2 separate regions of the Homo sapiens genome follow, and region 1 is linked to region 2. A link is an interaction called in ENCODE POLR2A ChIA-PET data of the cell type or tissue named here. Cell type or tissue: MCF 10A. All regions are shown on one strand. Links, peaks and the distances in the headings refer to the core of each region. The heading gives the core; the rest is flanking DNA.

What was found. Peaks named below come from ENCODE experiments on the same cell type or tissue, not always from the same donor. Only the 100,000 strongest peaks of a DNase experiment are listed, where the experiment ranks them.
Region 1: POLR2A ChIA-PET joins it to region 2 with 10 read pairs; 3 of 35 experiments call an interaction of 5 or more read pairs at or near these places.

The regions. Positions count from the first base shown.
Region 1 is chr18:12,626,041-12,633,139 of GRCh38, reverse strand. The region is part of intron 2 of SPIRE1 (spire type actin nucleation factor 1); the gene reads left to right. Among named protein-coding and RNA genes, the nearest start is that of SPIRE1, 29 kb to the left of the region's middle. In MCF 10A, for the core only: no CTCF peak of the experiment used is centred there; no DNase peak of the experiment used is centred there.
Region 2 is chr18:12,548,314-12,555,412 of GRCh38, reverse strand. The region is part of intron 2 of SPIRE1 (spire type actin nucleation factor 1); the gene reads left to right. Among named protein-coding and RNA genes, the nearest start is that of SPIRE1, 110 kb to the left of the region's middle. In MCF 10A, for the core only: no CTCF peak of the experiment used is centred there; DNase peaks (open chromatin) are centred at 2,352 and 3,162.

The DNA.
Region 1 (7,099 bases), core at 3,024-5,523, 76 kb before region 2:
TATTTTTCTAGCTATGCAATTTTGAGTAAGTAATTTTTCTTCCAGAACTTTGTCTTTCTTATCTATAAAATGTTAATGGTAATTTGTATTAACCTCATAGCTTATGAAATTTTTAAAGAGATACTATATATTAAAATGTTTCATAAACCTTAAATGCACTATTGTGAATTAAGATGATACAAATATAGTCAGCATTCATCTGCATTTAGGTAATGAAATATGAAGATTTTACATACAAGGCACAGTTATCTAATTATCGTTTTATTATATTGTCATAAAATCCACATGATCTTAACATTAGTTTAGTACTCACTTTGTAAAGAAGCATTAGTTCATTTTATCTCCTAATTGACAGCCCTTATAATTTGATCCATAACATAGGTCACCAAAAGAATTGGAATCTAACTAAATAGAAGTTTTTCAGAATTAAAAAAAAAGTAAAAATTTGGAGGGGGCAAAACACAAGGAAACAAAAATTTCAATCTGATATTGATTTAATTCAGAAAAATAGGTATTTTCTAGGGCTAACAGTGGTTATCAGTGGGGAGGAGATTGGGATTGTGGATGGTCATTTATCCATATTGTTTGATTTAAAAAAAAGTATCTGTGTATTACTTTGGTAATTAAGATAGCAAAAAGCAGGAGTGGTGAGGCGGTAGAGCCAGAGGGAACTACTTTTTCTTAGAAGTTTGGTGAAATGACAGAAGGAATTAAAAAACAGCATAAGGAGGAAGTTTTCTGTTGCGTTTTAGGTTAGAGACGATGGGCCATTTGGTGGTGGTGGTGTGAGGGAGCCTGGAGTGCGTGAGCCAGGTTCAAGAGTGGTTATCTAATGAAGCAGACCCAGGAACACATGGGAGACGATGGTTGTCTGGAGTAGTGCTGCTCAGAACCAAGACTGGTCCAGGGCTCTGTGGTCTCTGAGACCCTCTCAGGGGATCTGCAAGGTCAAAACTATTTTCATAGTACTACTAGGATATCATTTGCCTTTATACTTTCATTCTCTTAAGAGCGTACCATGGAGTTTTTGGAGGCATGAGGAAGACTGTCAGAATGACTGCAGAAGCAGATGAGATCCAGCCTTTTTTTTTTTTGGAGACAGAGTCTTGCTCTGTCACCCAGGCTGGAGTGCAGTGCCATGATAACGGCTCACTGTAGCCTCAACTTCCTAGGTTCAAGTCATCCTCCCACCTCAGCCCTCTGAGTAGCTGGGACTACAGGTGCATGTCACCACACCTGGACAGTTTTTTATTTTTTATTTTATGTGTATTTTTTGAGACAGAGTCTCACTCTGTCACCCAGACTGGAGTGCAGAGGTGCGATCTTGGCTCACTACAACCTCTGCCTCCTGGGTTCAAGCGATTCTACTACCTCAGCCTCCCAAGTAGCTGGGACTACAGGCGTGCGCCATGATGCCCGGCTAATTTTTGTATTTTTAGTAGAGACAGGGTTTTGCCAGGCTGGTTGTGAACTCCTGACCTCGTGATCCTCCCGCCTCACCCTCCCAAAGTGTTGGGATTACAGGCGTAAGCCACTGTGCCTGGCCTGTTTTTTTATTTTTATGTTTTTTTTTTTTTTTTTTTTTTTTTTTGTAGAGATGGGGTTTTGCTATGTTGCCCAGGCTGGTCTCCAACTCCTGAGCTCAAGCAGTCCTCATGCCTCGGCCTCCCAAAGTGTTGGGATTATAAATGTGAGGCACCTTGCCCAGCCTCTGTGGCTTTCATTGAGCCTGACATTAAAAGGTTTTGTAAAATGTAAAACAATTCCACTGTTCTCATTTTTTTAATGTAGTTTTTTTTTCCTCCATAAAATGTTATTAACATTTAATGGGCTTAAATGAATTAATACATATTTTAAACATTCCTTGGTTTTAATTTCTAATACAGTAAATATTGATAGATTATAGCCCACATTAAAAAAAAGCTCTTTGGGCTCTAATTTTTTAGTGTGTAAAGAGAGTCTAAAACCAAAATTTAAAGGTTTGAGAGCTGTGGTATGAGAGCACAGATGGCAGAGGTACTTCTTCCTAAGAAACAGAATAGGGAGGTAGGAGGAAACTAGAGTTGTGGGGTAGGCAGCAGGAAGCCCAGGCATCCTTGCCATATGGGTTTAAGGCTCTTTTTGTCAGCAAGAAGGCAGGCTCATTTCTGAGACTGAGGTTATACGGGGTCACAAAGGGGACTGACTACTAGAGCCTCTCTTGGCTCTTAAATTATTTTTCTGTTGAGCAAAACAAATTGTTTTTCTATTTCTGCCATTCCCTCTGTAAACCCCTCACCCAACTCTTGCTAGTATAAGCTGCCTGAAGGAAGAGGCTGGCTGCCATTCTGGGGCAGCCTGTTCAGCCTTTCTGAATTCAGAGAGGCCTTGTTAGGTGGCCCTTGTGCCCAGGCTCAGCTCATGGGGCCTCCCTTTCCTTCTCGCTTCTCTGCCTCAGATTCTCCATTGAGGGTGGATAGCTGCAAAAATTATTATTATTTTTTGAGACAGAGTCTTGCTCTTGCCCAGGCTGGAGTGCAGTGGCATGATCTCAGCTCACTGCAACCTCTGCCTCCCAGGTTCAAGCGATTCTCCTGCCTCAGCCTCCTGAGTAGCTGAGATTACAGGCATGTGCCACCACGCCCAGCTAATTTTTGTATTTTTAGTAGAGATGGAGTTTTGCCGTGTTGGCGAGGCTGGTCTCGAACTCGGAACCTCAGGTCATCTGCCTGCCTCAGCCTCCAAAGTGCTGGGATTACAGGCACGAGCCACTGTGCCTGCCATAAAAATTATTTACATTTTATTCAGCATCAAGCCTAGCTTTATACGTGCAGCATATTATGTGTCATTCCTGGTTGGGAAGTGTAAGGTTTCCTGGGAGCAAGAAGGAAGTCCTTCTTAAGCAAGGCTTACAGACTCCCAGGGAGAACAAAATCTCTTTATCTCTCTGGGGTTTTAGGACCCTCATCAAGTCATAGAATTGAAATAGAGAACATCAATTGTTCAACTTTTTAATTTTAATAGTTTTTGTAGTACATAAAAATCATGTTATGAATTATTTTGTAGTTTTAATTATAACTTTTTTAGCACTTTTACCATATTCTTAAAAATTAAAAATTATGAGTTCTGAGAAAGCAGTGAAATCACATATAGGTATTTGATTAACTTTTATGTGATCTTTTACCTCAAGCTAATGTTTCTTAAAATCAAGTATTTTACCTTATTTCTTACTGTTTGGAAAATGTTTTAATATACTTGATTATACTAAGTATTTTCCAGCATTTGAACTCCTTAATGGAAATCTTTCATATGATTTGTTTTAAATGACATGCAAATTTTTTTACTTTAATAGGCAATTTAATTTTTCCCTATAACTTTTTCTGCTTTTTGAAAGTATAATTTACATACAGTAAAATTTACCTTTTTATTTAATTCTTTGAGTTTTGACAAGGATATTTTGTTGTTAACTATCCCTACAATCAAGTTTTGTCACCCCTTTAACGTCCCCCATGCCACTTTGTAGTTAGCCCTGCCCCTCCTCCCAGCCCCTCTTAGCCACTGATCTGTATGTTGTTCTTACAGTTTTGAAAAGGACATGTAATTTAAACAGCGTGTGACCCATATTTCTCCCTTCCTAGTAGTGGCTCACAGCTCAGACTACTAATTTATAAACTCTTGAATGACTAACCTGTACTCGTAGGCGCTTGCCTGTCAAGGAAGCAGTTCAGACCCAGATTTAAGGGTAGCTTTTATTCCAATTTTACAAATTTTTCCTACTGCCATTGTTTAAATAGTTTTGTGGATTATAATCTTACTTTTGAAGAAAATTGCTAAATATTTGAAAATGCTAAAACAGAACTGATTTGAATTTCCATGTATTTTAATTGAGGCTTTTACATTGGTTTTTTTCCAGCTTTCCAAATTTCATCACATTCCTGTCTCCTATTAATCACCACTAATTATGTAGCACTCAGAGGCCCTTTCCCTTCAGCAGGAAAGAAGGTTAAATGAATAACTAGAACAATCCTGTTCCCTTGGGGGATTAACTGTATTTTAAGTGGAATAGGTTAAAGTATTATATAAAGTTAAATGAACTTTTATCATTACTTTAATCTTGATAGAACTGGTTTGTAAAAATTGTACCATAGAATCATTTAAGCTTTAGTGAGGGAAACTATTAAAAAGACTCATGTTCACATCTCAGAAATAAAGTTCATGTATACTGGGCATAAGTACCTATTCTGTGTTTCATTCCCACATGCATCTTGAAGAAATATTTTACAGCTTACTCATTCCTGTACACTAATAACAGACAGAGAGCCAAATCATGAGTGAACTCCCATTCATATTGCTACAAAGAGAATAAAATACCTAGGAATCCAACTTACAAGGGATATGAGGGACCTCTTCAAGGAGAACTACAAACCACTGCTCAACAAAATAAGAGAGAGACACAAACAAATGGAAGAACATTCCGTGCTTATGGATAGGAAGAATCAATATCGTGAAAATGGCCATACTGCCCAAGATAATTTATAGATTCAATGCCATCCCCATCAAGCTACCAATGACTTTCTTCACAGAATTGGAAAAAACTACTTTAAAGTTCATATAGAACCAAAAAAGAGCCCGCATTCCCAAGACAATCCTAAGCAAAAAGAACAAAACTGGAGGCATTGTACTACCTGACTTCAAACTATACTACAAGGCTACAGTAACCAAAACAGCATGGTACTGGTACCAAAACAGATATATTGACCAATGGAACAGAACAGAGGCCTCAGAAATAACACCACACATCTATAACCATCTGATCTTTGACAAACCTGACAAAAACAAGAAATGGGGAAAGGATTCCCTATTTAATACATGGTACTGGGAAAACTGGCTAGCCATATGTAGAAAGCTGAAACTGGATCCCTTTCTTTATACAAAAATTAATTCGAGATGGATTAAAGACTTAAAATGTTAGACCTAACGCTATAAAAACCCTAGAAGAAAATCTAGGCAATACTATTCAGGACATAGGCATGGTCAAGGACTTCATGACTAAAACACCAAAAGCAATGGCAACAAAAGCCAGAATAGACAAATGGGATCTAATTAAACTAAAGAGCTTCTGCATGGCAGAAGAAGCTACCCTCAGAGTGAACAGGAAACCTACAGAATGGGAGAAAATTTTTGCAATCTACCCATCTGACAAAGGGCTAATATCCAGAATCTACAAAGAACTCAAACAAATTTACAAGAAAAAAACAACCCCATCAAAAAGTGGGCAAAGGATATGAACAGACACTTCTCAAAAGAAGACATTTATGCAGCCAACAGACACATTAGAAAATGCTCATCATCACTGGTCATCAGAGAAATGCAAATCAAAACCACAATGAGATACCATCTCATACCAGTTAGAATGGCAGTTGTTAAAAATTCAGGAAACAACAGATGCTGGAGATGATGTGGAGAAATAGGAACGCTTTTACACTGTTTTTGGAAGTGTAAATTAGTTCAACCATTATGGAAGACAGTGTGGCGATTCAAGGATCGAGAACTAGAAATACCATTTGACCTAGTGATCCCATTACTGGGTATATACCTAAAGGATTATAAATCATGCTACTATAAAGACACATGCACACATATGTTTACTGTGGCACTATTCACAATAGCAGGCTTGGAACCAACCCAAATGTCCATCGATGATAGACTGGATTAAGAAAACGTGGCACATACACACCATGGAATACTATGCAGCCATAAAAAAGGATGAGTTCATGTCCTTTGCAGGGACATAGATGAAGCTGGAAACCATCATTTTGAGCAAACTATTGCAAGGACGGAAAACCAAACACCACATGTTCTCACTCATAGGTGGGAATTGAACAATGAGAACACTTGGACACAGGGTGGGGAACATCACACACTGGAGCCTGTTGTGGGGTGGGGGAGGGAGGAGGGATAGCATTAGGAGAAATACCTAATGTAAATGGGTGCAACAAACCAACATGGCACATGTATACCTCTGTAATAAACCTGCACATTGTGCGCATGTACCCTAGAACTTAAAGTATAATAACAAAAAAATTTTACAATTAGAAGAGTGTTTCTCTGTCCACCTCTGAAGCAAAAGAATATTTAGTTTGAATTAAGAGGCATTAATTACTCTCAGTCAAAAAATTTTGTTTTGTTTATGTAAATAACAAAAGAGTTCAGACCTGTTAACAATCTTTTTAAATTAAAAATGATCATCCTCTGGGCAAAAAAAAAAAAAAAATATATATATATATATATATTTTACAGCTTACTATATTCCAAGTACTGTTATAGACATTAATTAATCATCACAGCAAATGTATGAAGTAGATCCTATTATTTGCATTTTAGGGATGAGAGCTAAGTATATAGAGAGGTTAAGTAATTTGCCCAAGCCGACATAGCCAGAAAGTTGCGGAACCACTTTATCTCTTTACTTTTCATATATTTGTCTTTTCTTTATTCAGCCTGTATCTGCAATGTAAGGTATCTACATAATGCTGATGGTTAATTTAGTGCCTTATTTGGAATAATGAGATGCCTTTGTATCTCCTTATATGCCTCTTAACTGCAGCTACTTCAGTTCTTGGCATTTTATAGCCAACGGATATAGTCCTGTTAGATGTAACCTTGACAAAAGTGTTAACGCAGTCCATGAACCTTCAACCTCTTAGATGAGGACAGGGTCTGTACTGTAGGAACTTGTAAAGTAGTCTGATTCCAAATTACTCAAAATGATTCAAGAATTGTTCTATATAGTTGAACCTCCTGGAAAGTCAAATCTGCTTTAGGGGACCCAGAGATCTTGAGAGAAGCCAAGAAATACATCATAGTCTCTTGGACCTCGATCTGGTTATGTACAGTTTTTGACCCAAACAGGGCTATATCAATTTTTAATGTTTTCTGAGCATCCTAAAATAAACTACTAAAGGCTGTAAATGGGGTTTGCTGCTTTATACGGAGTATAACATTTTAAAATGTCTTTTTTTGTCTTTAGCTAAATCAGCTCACTACCCATAATTGATTCTACCTTCTGGCTCGTTTAGGTGACAATTAGATTTGTATTTCCTTTTTTTGGGGGGGGGCG
Region 2 (7,099 bases), core at 1,659-4,158:
TTTTACATCAACATTCATCAGTGATAATGACCTGTAGATTTCTTTTTTTATTTTTCTTTTTTAATAATTAGGTATTCAGTATCCAAAAAAAAATTTTTTTTTTTTTTGATAAGTCTTTGTCTGGTTCTGGTTCTGTTGCCAAAGTGCCAGGGATTCTGTTTAGGTACTGCTGCTCACTGGACAGAAAACCAGTCAATGAGACAACAGTTATTGCCAGGGGAGAAGGCTTTAATTGGGTGCCTGCAGCTGAGGAGATGGGAGATCAGTCTCAAATCATCTCCATGGCCAACTAAAATTAGGGGTTTATATACAGGGAAGAAATGTAACCATGTGTGGGAAAACAAGCGTTAGGGAGGGGTGAGGAAAAGAAGTTGGTCAACAGGAAGTAGGTGGTCGGTTAGGCAATCATGATGGGTGGGGGATTTGAACTCTCATTGTCCAGGTGCAGTGATCTGGTAAGTTTCAGCTCCTTCATACTCTGGGAGGCCTGATGGGTGGTTTCCTGAGAAAGGAACTTGGATAAGACAAATGAAACTTTTTCAAGTGTTAAGACTGGGAGAATCAATTTCTATGTCTATTCAGAGAAATTTATCAGCTCTATGCAACAACTTGGTTGGTTTTAATGCATGATCTTTTTAATGTGTTGTTGGATTTGATTTGCTAGTACTTTATTGAGGATTTTTGCATTAATATTCATCAGTGATACTGGCCTGTAGATTTCTTTTTTTGATGTGTCTTTTGTCTGGTTTTGATGTCAGGGGATTACTCACCTTTGAGAATGAGTTTGGAAGAAATATTCCCTCCTATTTTTCAGAATAGTTTGAGAAGGATTGGTATTAGTTCTTCTTTAAATGTTAGGTAGAATCAGCTGTGAAGCTATTGGGTCCTAGGATTTTCTTTGCTGGGAAGCTTTTTATCACTTTGATCTCATTACTTATTATTTATCTGTTCAGGTTTTGGATTTCTTCATGGTTTGATCTTGGTAGGTTGTATGTGTCTAAGAATTTATCCATTTCATCTGAGTTTTCCAATTTATTGGGATGTAGTTGTTCATAGTAGACACTAATAATCCTTTGACTTTCTGGGGTATCAGTTCTTTTTTTTTTTTTTTTTTTTGAACAGAGTCTTGCTCTGTTGCCCAGGCTGGAGTGCAGTGGTGCAATCTCAGCTCATTGCAACCTCCGCCTCCCAGGTTTAAGCAATTCTGTGCGTCAGCCTCCCAAGTAGCTAGGATTACAGACACGTGCCATCATGCCCAGCTAATTTTTGTATTTTTAGTAGAGACGGGGTTTCACCATCTTGGCTAGGCTGGTCTTGAACTCCTGACCTCGTGATCCACCCACCTTGGCCTCCCAAAGTGCTGGGATTACAGGCATGAGCCACCGCACCCAGCTGGTATCAGTTCTAATGTCTCCTTTTACGTCTTTGATTTTGTTTATTTAGGTCTTTTGTCTTTTTTTCATAGTCTGGCTAAAGGTTTGTCAATTTTATTTGTCTTTTCAAAAAATCAACTTGTTGTTTTGTTGATTTTTTGTATTGTGTTGTTTCACTTTTATTTATTTCTGTTCTGATCTTTATTCTTTGCCTTTACTAATTTGGAGTTTTCTAGTTTTCTAGAAACTAGTTTTCTAGTTCTTTAGGATGCATTTTTAGGTTGTTTATTTGAAGTTTTTTTAGTTTGTTTTGTTTGTTTGTTTGTTTTAATGTAGGTGCCAGCCAGGCCCTTGTCCTTCCCTTCAGGGCAGCAAGTTCCCCCAGGCCCCGGGGTAGGTCTAGAGATGCTGTCTGGTCACTAGGGACTGGAGTCAGAAACCTTAGAAATCTGCCTACTTTTCTGCCTGGTATTCTGTTCTACTGTGGTTGAGCTAGCACTCAAACCATGGGACACAGTCCTTCCCACTCTTCCCTCGCCTCTTCCACAGGCAGAGGAGCCTCACCCCATGGCCACCACCACAGGCCCATGGGGATTACTGCCAGGCTACTGCTGATGTTCATTGAGGGCCCAAGGCCTTTCCAGTCAGTTTTTAGTGAATGCTGCCAGGCCCTGGGACTCACCCTTCAGGGCAGTGGGCTCCCCTCTGGCCCAGTGCAGATCCGGAAATGCTGTCCTAGAGCCAAGTCCTCTTACTGGGAGCCCCAAGAGCCTACTTGGTGCTCTACCCCACTGTGGCCAAGCTGGTACCTAAATTGCAAGATAAAGCCCCTTTTACTTCTCCCTCTGCTTTACTCAAGCACGAGAAGTCTTTCACCTTAGCCACCACAGCGGGGAAGGGGCTGGGTCTCACCTGAAGCCAACTCATCCTGTAGTCTAACCCAAGGTCCATGGCGTACTACCTGGGTATTGCTGCTGATTATTTAGGGCCCAAGGACTCATTAGTCAGCAGGTGATGAATCCTGCCAAGACTGGTTCCTTCTGTTCAAGGCAGCAGGTTCCTTTCTGCCCCAGGGTATACCTAGAAATCCATTAGCTGGGGCCTGGAATGGGGGTCTCATGACTGCCTGGTGTTCTTGTAGCAGGAAGAGCCGCAGACAAAACCCCTCAGACACCGAGTTAAAGAAGGAAGGGGTTTATTTGGCTGGGAGCATTGGCAAGACTCCTGTCTCAAGAGAGCTCCTGGAGTGAGCAATTCCTGTCCCTTTTAAGGGCTCACAACTCTAAGGGGGTCCACGTGAGAGGGTTGTGATTGATTGAGCAAGCAGGGGGTACGTGACTGGGGGTTGCATACACTGGTAATTAGAACGGAACAGAATAGGACAGGGATCTTCACAGTGCTTTTTTTATGCAAATAACCAATTAGGTCAGGGGTTGATCTTTAACTACCAGGCCCAGGGTGTGGTGCCGGGCTGTCTGCTTGTGGATTTCATTTCTGCCTTTTAGTTTTTACTTCTCTCTTTGGAGGCAGAAATTGGGCATAAGACAATATGAGGGGTGGTCTCCTCCCTTATTCTGTCTTACTGTGGCTGAAGCTGGTATCCAATATGCAAGATATAGTCCTCTTTTCCCTCTCCTCTCTTCAAGTGGAAAAAAGGGGTCTCTTTTGGAGCTGCAGACTGTGCTGCCTGGCGTTGGGAGAGGGATAGTGCAAGTACTCTTTTAGCCATCCTGGCTGGTGTCTCAGTAGGTCATGTACCCCACAAGTCCACTGGCTCTGAGCCCAGCTCAGCACCAGGACTTGCCAGGAGTTGCAGTCCTTGTGGCTTAGAGTGCCTTTCAAGTTCATTTAGAGCCTCAGAGCACTTAAGCACGCAGTGGTAAGGCTTGCCAGAACTCAAGTTCCCACTACGGGGATAGGCATTTAGGCGATTCCTCTGTGGCTAGCGCTGGTCTTAATGTTCCTTCTGTGAGTGGGCATTGGCCTCAGCCCGATTTACTTTCCCCTGTGACAGGACAGCACTGAATTCGGTGCAAAGTCTCACAATTGCTGTGCTTTTCTTTTCCCAAGCACACAGATTCTCTCTGCGGCCCATGGCCACTGCCAGGAGGTGGAGGAGGGGTGGCATCAGCAATTCAAGACTGTCTTTCCTACCCTCTTTGGTGCCTCTTTCGGTGGTCTGAAGTTAAAACCTGGTACTGATTTCTGGTTCTTATGAAGGTGCCGTTTTTGTGATAGTTGTTAAATTTGGTGTTCCTGCAGGGCTGATGATCAATAAAGCTGTCTATTCAGCTCTCTTGCTCCACCCCTCTCCCGCCCCATATTTTTTTTTTTTTCTGAGACGGAGTCTCGCTCTGTCACCCAGACTGGAGTGCAGTGGCGTGATGTTGGCTCACTGCAAGCTCTACCTCCTGCCATGCCATTCTCCCGCCTCAGCCTCCTGAGTAGCTGGGACTACAGGCACCTGTCACCACGCCCGGCTAATTTTGTTTTTGTATTTTTAGTAGACACAGGGTTTCTCCGTGTTAGCCAGGATGGTCTCAATCTCCCGACCTCGTGATCTGCCCGCCTCGGCCTCCCAAAATGCTGGGATTACAGGCGTGAGCCACCGCGCCCAGCCACAACCCAGACTTTTAAGAATACAATTCTATAAGTTTTTGAAAAGATTTCTACTAAATATTTTATTTTATATATACAAAAAGGAACTCAGAAGTAGATGTATTACTGTTATAAAACAACTTACCAATTTAATTATGAGATATTTATTTAGCATCTGCTATGAACCAAGTGCTGTATGACATACAGCATTTTGTTCACAATGGTGAACAAAATAGACAAGATCCAAAGCATTATGGGCCTTACATTTTAGTGGAGAAAGTAGACAATAAACAAACATTATGGTTTGAGGTGCTTATTACTTATTCACATGGAAGTATTAAGTAGACCATATGATATATTGCCTGCATCCCAGAGACAAACTGTAGATTAGTAATATAAGTTAAGGAAATATCGGAATACATATTGTATTCATAGCATTGGCTATGTATAAGAGCACTTTGCAAGAGATTTTGGAAGAAAGTAGAGTGCATGAGCTCTGAGGAACTCCATCAATTAAACAGTTGCAGGAGGAAGGATCTGTAGACAGATTGAGAAGTAGTTGCTGAGAGAAAATCTAGAATCCAGAGTGTTTAGAACGGAAGAAGTGAGTCACTTGTGTTGGATGCTATTAAGCAGTCATTTAGGATGAGAATGGGTTAAACTTCATATATAGAGATTGTTTGTGATTTTAGTATTTGTGTTTCAGTGGTTTCAGAAGGAAAGACGTTAGATGGGAATGAATTAAACAGTGAATGGAAGGAGGGAAGGGAGAGATGGGCGCATTACAGATAGTGGCTCATGTCTGTAATCCTAGCACTTTGGGAGACCAAGGCAGGAGGATTGCTCGAGCCCAGGGGTTCAAAACTAGCCTGCGCAACATAGCAAGACCTCATCTCTGCAGAAAATTTAAAAATTAGCCAGGTGTCACCATGCACCTGTAGTCCCAGCTACTCAGGAGGCAGAGGCTGCAGTGAGCCACGATCACACCATTGCACTCTAGCCTGGGTGACAGAGTGAGATCCTGTCTCTCTAGAAAAAAAAGAAGAAATAACAACTCTTGAGAAAAACAAGTACTACATAAACTGCTGCCTTACCTTCATGACTCTATCCAAACGAATACCTGAGATTTTTCTCTTTTCATCTTCATCTTCCAGGCCTTCTGCAGCCTCATAGCAAAGATGAGGGCATCATTGCTACCATCAGCATTGCTACCGCCCTTTCGGGAGGTTTGCTTGTAAAGGGAGCACAGAAATGGGATTGCACTGGAGGGTATGAGGGGTTAGGAGAGTGGGGCTGACCTTTAAACAGGAATAGAAGACCTACTCCTCCACTGTGAAAGGAAGAAAGGGAAAATAAGTAGAGATTCCTATCAGTTTGTACATTTGAAAGTGGGAAAATGATTGTTTTATTTGGAGCTGAGCCCTAGAGAGGCAGAAAAGAGTGTTGGATTAAAGAGAAAGATGATATAAAATGACTTCTTGAAGAAGAATGGATCAGCTCCTGTAGGCAAGGTAATTGAGCAGAGAAAAGAGCAAGCTTGCTGAGTGATTCTTGGGTCTTTGCTATGGTTGGAAGCCATCGCTGGTGTTGATATTTGCAATGGTTTTGTGATTTTTCTCCCCCCAGCTCTAGAGGGAGAGATAGGGTTATATAACAGGGTTTTTCCCGCCTCCCTAGGAAGAAGGATAGGGTTGATTGGGCACGGTAGCTCACAGCTGTAATCCCAGCACTCCGGGAGGCCAAGGCAGGCGGATCACGAGGTCAGGAGATCGAGACTGTCCTGGCCAACATGGTGAAACCCCGACTCTACTAAAATACAAAAAGTACCCCGGCATGGTGGTGCACACCTGTACTCCCAGCTACTCAAGAGGCTGAGGCAGGGGAATCCCTTGAACCCGGGAGGTGGAGATTGCAGTGAGCCGAGATCGCGCCACTACACTCCAGCCTGGTGACAGAGCAAGACTCTGTCTCCAAAAAAAAAAAAAAAAAAAAAAAAAAAAAACAACAATAACAAAAACAAACAAAAAGCAAAACAAAAAAAGAAGGGGAGGGTTATATGGATGGTTAGAGTCATCCAATCATGTAAAACTCAGTTAATTGTGATTTCTCACTGGGAATAATTGCAACAAGACCTTCTCAGCCTTAAAAATATATATACTGAATGTAATCTAACTTTTTGATTTCTGAGGCTTTCATTATATTAGTAGGGACGCTCTGATAGTTAAAGTGACTGCCCTAGGTTCAGTTTAACAAGTTTTTTTCTAATGCACACCACAGTGTTAGGCTCTGCCGTCTTTGAAAGTTAAAATCCTTGCCCTAAGCAGCACCTGCCTGTGGTGAGAATGGTACATGCTGTGAGAGCAATGTGTACCCTGTGCCAGGGAAGCACTGAAATGGTACCTTCTCCTGAACAGGCTGGTGGACAAAGTGGGGATTGTCCTGGGACACTGCCAGGAGGGATAACTAAAGTAGTCAATTGCCTTGGAACTTAGAAGATCCATTGTTTAAATTCATTTTTATAATAGAAAATAGTGCGTGGTGGCTCATTCCTGTAATCCTAGCACTTTGAGAGGCCGAGGCAGGCCCATTGCTTAAGTCCAGGAGTTTGAGTCCAGCTTGGACAACATGGTGAAACCCCGTTTCTAAAAAATTCCAAAAAAAATTAGCCAGGCCTGGTGGTGTGTACCTGTTTTCCCAGCTACTAGGGAGGCTAAGGTGGGAGGATCATCTCAGCCCAAGGAGGTTGAAGCTGCAGTGAGCCGTAATTGTACCACTGCACTCCAGCCCGGGTGACAGAGTGAGACCTTGTCTCAAAAGAAGAAGAAAAAAAAAAAAAAGAAAGAAAAGAATGGCTACAGTGCCAGGTCAGACTGTAAATCCAGTGAAAATATTACATGTTTTCAGTAAAAAATATTTTAAAACAGTATTGTTTAAAAACTTAGAAGTTAAGAATTTTTAAGCATGATATTCATTTTGAATGCTAGTGTTGAGAAAATATTATTTCATTGGTAAAGTAGATTTCAGATTTTGTAGAGAATTTTTGAATTTTTGTAGAGAATTTTGAGTGAGGCTTTTAAGAGCTAGTCAATGACTCTCTTGTATTTAACTCATGTTAGAAACTTCTGACT